Linked DNA regions of Mus musculus: regions 1 and 2 are each linked to region 3. The links are chromatin loops, found by intact Hi-C in ENCODE. Cell type or tissue: heart. All regions are shown on one strand.

Region 1 (2,500 bases), 370 kb before region 3:
CATATTATAAGCACAGAGTCCATTTAGCAAGCTTTCAAAGAAATTAATCAGACTTTAGGCGATTGATTTTGAAGCTAATCATAGTAAAATGTAGAGGTTCTCTTGCCAGAAGGCATTAATTCTACCTGTTTGAAGTCAGGTCCAACTGTACACAAGTAGAGGAGGGTTAATGAACTGAGTCTCAAAGGACAAGTTTCCCAACTGGAGGCAATAAGAAACACCGGTGCCCACTTAGTGAGGTGAGATCTGTGTGGGAACAGCAGGAAACGCTGAGCTGTTGCTGAGACCGCCCCAACCGTAACCGCCCCAGCCTACATCACGGCAGGCAAGGAGGCACACAGTTGGGTGAGCTCCATCAGCCTCTCTTCAGCAGCTTCTCCGGCCGTGTCCCTGCTGCACACTCCTGGGCACACTCCTGGGTACGAAGCTTTCGCTTTGCCCTATCCATCCACTCATTCATTTTATCAAAGCCAGAAAACAAAGGAAATTTAACAGAAATAAGCCAACGAACTTCATCGCACCTCATTTTACACAACCATTAAAAACATACAAATATCTCACGTGTGTTCCATGAGCTTCGTGTGAACTCACAATAGGATTGATTCCCCACGTCATATTGATAAAGCAGTGTACCCCAGAACCACTTCTCAGGATTTTAGTTTTTAGAACATAACTAACTACATTTTGTATGTTATCATTTTTGAAACCAAGGAATATTTCATTTAAAGATGTTTAGACCCACTAAGGTCTCCTAAGATTTAGTGGTCTATTGTTTTCTGAAGTCTCTGGATTACATCATTAGGCAGTGGTAGTCCTGGGCAGGGTGCTTTGGAGGAAAGCATATTTTGAGAGTATTGTCTTTAGATCATTTATTTAAATTGGTGTATTTTTGGAAGCGGAGACATAAACTAACTCCTTGGTAAAGAAGAAGAAGGCTGTCTTGACAGACATAAGGGGAATCATCTGATGTGTCAAAAGAGTTTTCAAACCGTTGGGTGCTCATCCCTTCGGATCTGAAGCTGGCTGCTGTTTCCTGGGTTCAGACTTGAGGGACCTGGCTTGCAACTACAGCGCACAGCCACTAGAGGTCAGAGTTTTACATCGTCCTGAATAGACGACAAGAGTCTGAGACAATGGTATTTCCTTCCTCACATACTCTAATGTCCTTGATTAAAAAAGAGAAGAAAACCGAGAAAAGTGAGATCACTGTCGTAAGAAGAGGGCTGTCGGCACTCAGAAGGAATAAAAACAAAGAGCTGAAAACATTTTGCAAATGTGGAGAGAAAACAAAAAGCATACAGATCAGTCTGATGACCAAGGTTGTATTGCTATATCCATCTCCTCCAAGGAGACAAAGGTGTGCTAAAAACAACAACTACAGCATCAGTGATGGTGACAACAACAGCAGGGACCAACTTGTACTGAATACACATTACATATTACTAAAAACACATCTCAGAGATGAAAAAAGCAAGCACTGAGTTCCGGGACAGCTTTTAGGGGCCTGAACAATGTTTGCACCCTCTGTAACCACAATCTCACATTTGAGGGTTTTGCCTGCCCTGCACCCAAAAACCATCAAGTACAGAGCCAAGGGAAGAGCTGTTGATATGAAGATGTCACATGGCTCAGGGAAGGAGCTGTTGACATGAAGATGTCACATGGCTCACAGAATTCGTCACAGCAGCAGGATTTAGAAGCAAAGTAACTGCTTAATATTAAGATTACAAAACAAAATCGCAAATGACATAGTCACTATTTTCAGAATTATAAAGAAAGAAAAGGGAATTGAGGAAATATATTTCTAGCATCAGTGGAACTGTGTAAACTACATAAAATGTGTGCTTGTATGAATGAGTAATAAAAGGAGTCTGAGAAAAGAATGGCATTCACGCTAGGATTATATGGATCATATAGAAAAATACGGCCCTAGAAAAGCATGTTTAAATCATTGGCAAAGATATAGTGTAAAGTTCCAGGGAGTTCGGAGTTTACACAAGCTCAACTGGACCCGCTAGTGAGCAGACATCTGCCATTGTCTGCCAACTGCTCCCAGACCTTCCGACTGGACATATTTACTCTGGTCAACTGTGTCCCTTAATATGCCACAGATTCATCAATAATAGTCACTGTTCTTCTCAGTAGCAATAACAACACATCCAATACGTGCAGTTTAAAAAAAATTGATCAGCTGGGCTGGAGAGATGGCTCAGCCGTTAAGAGCACTGACTGCTCTTCCAGAGGTCCTGAGTTCAAATCCCAGCAACCACATGGTGGCTCACAACCATCTGTAATGAGATCTGACACCCTCTTCTGGTGTGTCTGAAGACAGCTACAGTGTACTTACATATAATAATAATAAATAAATCTTTGGGCTGGACAGAGTGGGACTGGAGCAAGCAGAGGCCCTGAGTTCAATTCCCAGTAACCACATGTAGGCTACAGTATACTCATTTACATAAAATAAATAAATAAATCTTAAAAAAATTGTCAGCTACTT
Region 2 (2,500 bases), 310 kb before region 3:
AGGACTTGGGTTCAGTTCTCATATCTTACATGGAGGATCACAGCTATAGTTTCAGGGCACCCAACACTTCTGGCCTTCACAAGCACAAGGCATGTACATAGTGTGTGTGTGTGTGTGTGTGTGTGTGTGTGTGTGTGTGTGTGTGCAGGCAAGACATCCATACATACATAAAAATACATTAAATAAATCTTTTAAAAAAACTATACAGGAAGCTGATGCAGCAGTTTCCAAGGATGACTAATATCTCCATTAAGTGGGAGGGGATGAGCTGTCTAAGCCATGACATTTCACAGTCAACAAGGAGTAGATTTCAGAACATGACAACGGAAGAAGTACGGATGTTACTGTTTCACTGTCTGAAACATCTCTTACCCTTTTGCTTCTCTTTGCGCACTGCAACCAAACCACATATTCATCTAGACTGTAGCTCTTTAGAGCCTCATGCTTGATCTCGTCCAGAACACCTTGCCTGCTCTTTTCAATTCTCTATTGCCTAGAAAACTTCTCCTCTTTGTTCAGCTTAAGCCTAATCTGGGCATCATTCTCAAACCCTGCGGGTGCCTCACCTAAACTATGTCCATCTCTAGCCAAGTGACAACATGGAACAAGGAAACCTCTCCCAACTGAAGAACACACTCAGGAGTGGAGAGATGTCCTGGCAGCATGTATTGCTCTTACAGGGGGCCCATGTTCAGTTCCCAGCACCCATGCTCAATGACTCTCACTCACCTGTAACCCCAGCTCCAGGGAATCTGATGCCCTCAGTTGGCCTCCATGGGCACTTATATGCCCATATTCATACACGCATAGAGAGAAACAAACACATACTCATAATTTAAACATAAAAATAAAACCTTAAAATAAAATAAATAATAGTCTTATCTATAGAGTTGCAATATGATAGTGGAATAGATGAGTGCCTATGGAATAGATAAGTTGCCAGATACTATGGTAGGCAATAGGGACACAAGCATAAAAATATACAGTTCAATGACTATAAATGTTTAATAAAGACTTGATTCAAGTTAGCATCACTAGAGGGCATGTGACCACCAGTTGGAAAACTACAGCACTTTCTGTCCTAATTATTACCAATTTTAAAAAACAGTAATTTCTTCCTTTTTATATATATTTGTTTTTAGTTTATATTTATATGAATGGGTCTTCTACCTCTATTGTTTTCCTGTGTATATGTCTGTGAACTGGTGAGGGTTCCTGGTGCCCAGGAAAGCTAGAAGAGGATTTAGATCTCTAGAACCAGCATTACTAATGGTTGTGAAACATCACGTTTGTGCTGGGGTTTGAACTCGGGTTCTCTGGAAGAGCAGCCATCCCCCGACAATCAGTGATTCCTGAGATGGTGGACACATAAGGAACTGGGCAATCTCATAAACTAATTCAATATTCTTCTCAACATAAGTAAACTTTATCAAGTATAGTTAAAAAACCCTACTAAAATAAATTTTGTATGAACATTAAAATAGCATCTCACTGAAAACATAAATACAGAGAATCATTCTGCATAGATAGTTAAAATTGTTCCCATATATGTGCAAATAGTATGGCTGAAAATGGAACAAAATAAAAATAATTGTGTGGATGGAATTCATGGGATTCTTTTTTAAATTAGAGTATCTTATACATTCTGAATGTCCCTAAGAGGCATCTATAGAATTTATTATAATCAGTGAACATATCTATGGGAATCATATTGTCAGCTCTTCCCACCAGAGTGATGGGAACAAGATGACAGATTGTTGGATTCCAAAACTTCCTTCCTTCACAAAAAATAATGAATAAACAACTCCATGTGGGTTAGGACCACTGTAGGAGCACTCTGGAGTATAATAACAATGTTAGAAAAGAGCCATAGAGCAGACAGATAAAGATTGCTGGACAGAAAACTGTAGTAAACAGTGTGTTTGTGCCAATCCATTGTGCAGTTGACCAGCTGGCATCTAAAGGAGTCCCTTTAGCATGGCCTCAGACTATAACATCCCTTATCACGACCATGAATGCTGCATAGCTTCAAAGTTCCTTAGAACTCAGTTGATAGGAGTTCATGTTACTGTACTCCCCTGACCAAGAAGAAGCTATAGTGCCCCCTTTAGAAAACACACTATGATGCTTGTTCACACCCCACAAGAACCATCGCTGCATGTTCAGTGGAAAGGCGCTACTGCTGCACCACCAGTTTAGAGGGAACACTGCTGTCCTCTTCTCTAATGAATGCTGCTGATACGACTGGCTTCACCTGAGGTGGAGCCCACTTCTCAACACTGGATCAGAGGCGTCACCTCCCTTTCATACATACATGTGTGTCACTTAGTGAGCACCTGTGCCTTGCACATCAGGACCACTATTACAGCAAGTATGGCTGTGTTCCTTCTCCAGACACCTCACTCATGCCATGCAGTTTCAGGTTCTAGACCCCATCGCCTTTGTATACATCTGCATGCTAAAATGAGGGTCAGGAAGAGCGCACTACACTACAAATTGC
Region 3 (2,500 bases):
GGCAAAGGGTTACAGACATAAATGTAAAGAAAGAGTAAGGGGGGCCACCTTTATGTAAGACAAGGGTGGGGCTGGGACCATGGCAAGAGTCTTCACTTGATCTTAGAGGCGGTTTTACTGTGTGACCTTTGTTTCTAAGTCTTCCTTCCTTCCTTTCTTCCTCTCTTTCTTCCTTTCTTTCTTTCGTTCTTTCTTTCTTTCTTTCTTTCTCTCTCTCTTCCTTCCTTCCTTTCTTTCTTTCTTTCTTTCTTTCTTTCTTTCTTTCTTTTGTTAGTGACTCTCAGGTAACAGCTCTACATCCTGATTCTTCTTATTCTGCCGAGTAACATTTGCCTACTTGTGGCTTCATTTCTATCTCACAACCTAGCAACTGGCAGTGCGAAAGGAACCAACTATTCAGATTAAAAATAATGTTCTTTATTTCCTCATCATCTTAAAGGGAGAAAAAAATCCTCACAGTAAATATAAGCACTACAATTTACTAATATTCCATGATTTGTGCTTGCCTTTGTTGAGTCTTGTCGTGGCCTAAACAAACACTATGCAGATCCTAATGTAATCAGAAATGCTGGTTTGTGGACCTTAGGCACTGGCTCTGCCGGGACAGTTTTCACTGTAACTATGCTTGTTTTTATAGCACAATGATATACAGAAACTTGCAGCCACTGCTGGTCTTGAGGCGTCTGCATATGAAGCAGAAAACATCATTTTCTTCCATTTCAAAGAGTTCACCACAGGGTGCCAAGAAGGAAGGACTATGTCCCTCCAGCCACACACTGCCCTCTGGCACTCAGACTCAAGTCCCCAGGGACAGACAATCTCTGACTTTTCCAGTTCTAGGTAACATTTCCCACAACCCCTGGTTCATAAATATTGACATTTTGGAAGAAAGAGAAGGAAGGAAAACGCTTGAGGAAAAAAAAGTTGAAGTGTTTATGTTTTTTTAAAAAAAAATAAATATACCCTATCTTGGAACTTTTAAAAATAGTATTATCCATCAACAACTAGATAATATAGGAAACTAACTTTCAACGGGATTGTCTGGTCTCTTCTTTGTCCAGAAGGAATAACCTTTCACCCAGCAAAGCTGAGTTTAAGGCCCTTTTCTCTAAGAAATGCTACAGAGGACCCCCCCCCCCCTTGAATTTTTCCCCCACGAATAACCGATCTCTAAATCACAGTAAATTTGGGACTGTTTTCAGCAAAGTGTTTTCTGTTTTCCTGTGAAATATTTCCTCCCACCAGGCTTCAAAAGCAGAAAAACCACAGCCACACAGATCTTCACGAACGCCTCGGAGCCCAGCCTGATTCCACTGCTGTGGAACTACAGCGCAACCTGGCGGTCATTTCTGTTTCCTGCCGTGGTTCAGCGGGGCGGATGGAAATAAAAGGTAGAAAACAACAGCGAAGAATCCATAGTGCCTGCCTGCAAGCATAATCATCACACATGGAATTTTAAGGTGTTTAACAGCAATATTCCTTTTAATAATACTTCTGTGGTGTTGCTGGTGCGTCGTTACAACAACAGAATCCTGAGCCTTCATATTCTTTCTTAATACTCCTCTATTTTCTTTTCTAGACCGGGAACAGGGTGTGTGTAGCACTGTGTAGTACAGGCTGTCTTGGAACTGGCTATGTAGACAAGGACTCACAAAAGATCACCCTGCCTCTGCCTCCTGGGTGTTGAGATTAAGAACACAGTCATACGCCTGGCAAACACTCCCCTTTTTCTGACTTTAGTGGTTATATTTCCTTTTTTTCTTTCTTTCTTTTGGGTTTCTTGAGACAGGGTTTCTCTGTGTAGCCCTGGGTGTCCTGAAACTCACTCTGTAGACCAGATTGGCCTCAAACTTAGAGATCTGCCTGCCTCTGCCTCCTGAGTGCTGGGACTAAAGGCACGAGTCACCACTGCCAGGCCTTTTTTAAAAACTTCTTAAGCAAGGATACAAAGAAGTTACATTAAGTAATTGTCAGCTATGGGATGAATCTTTTCTCTTTGTATACAAGAAAATGGTCAAAAGAAAAAATATGCCTTTATCGTAAGACTTTGTTGTAGTCTTCAAATTCGAGATAATTTGATTCTTCTTTTTCTGCAAAGCAAGTACTTTCTTGCTACTGTTGTTTTTTGAGACAAGGTCTTGCCCTTGTGTTGTTTGGATCTCAGGACTCTCTGCCTGTGACCCACACACACACACACACACATACACACACATACACACACACATACACACACACACACACACACATACACACACACACATACACACACACACATACACACACACATACACACACACACATACACACACACACACACATACACACACACATACACACACACACATACACACACACACACACATACACACACACACATACACACACACACATACACACACACATACACACACACACATACACACACACACACATACACACACACACACACACACACACATACACACACACACACATACACACACACACACACACATACACA

The links. Peaks named below come from ENCODE experiments on the same cell type or tissue, not always from the same donor. Only the 100,000 strongest peaks of a DNase experiment are listed, where the experiment ranks them.
Region 1: it touches region 3 in a loop (11-fold over the local background); 37 of 42 quality-filtered maps call a loop at or near these places.
Region 2: it touches region 3 in a loop (2.9-fold over the local background); 2 of 42 quality-filtered maps call a loop at or near these places.

The regions. Positions count from the first base shown.
Region 1 is chr8:78,002,925-78,005,424 of GRCm38, reverse strand. No RefSeq gene overlaps it. Among named protein-coding and RNA genes, the nearest start is that of Gm29895, 41 kb to the left of the region's middle. In heart, no CTCF peak of the experiment used is centred here; a DNase peak (open chromatin) is centred at 1,044; H3K27ac peaks cover 415 bases.
Region 2 is chr8:77,936,321-77,938,820 of GRCm38, reverse strand. No RefSeq gene overlaps it. Among named protein-coding and RNA genes, the nearest start is that of Gm29895, 110 kb to the left of the region's middle. In heart, a CTCF peak has its summit at 1,042; no DNase peak of the experiment used is centred here.
Region 3 is chr8:77,629,169-77,631,668 of GRCm38, reverse strand. No RefSeq gene overlaps it. Among named protein-coding and RNA genes, the nearest start is that of 4933431K23Rik, 5.5 kb to the left of the region's middle. In heart, a CTCF peak has its summit at 1,339; no DNase peak of the experiment used is centred here; H3K27ac peaks cover 528 bases.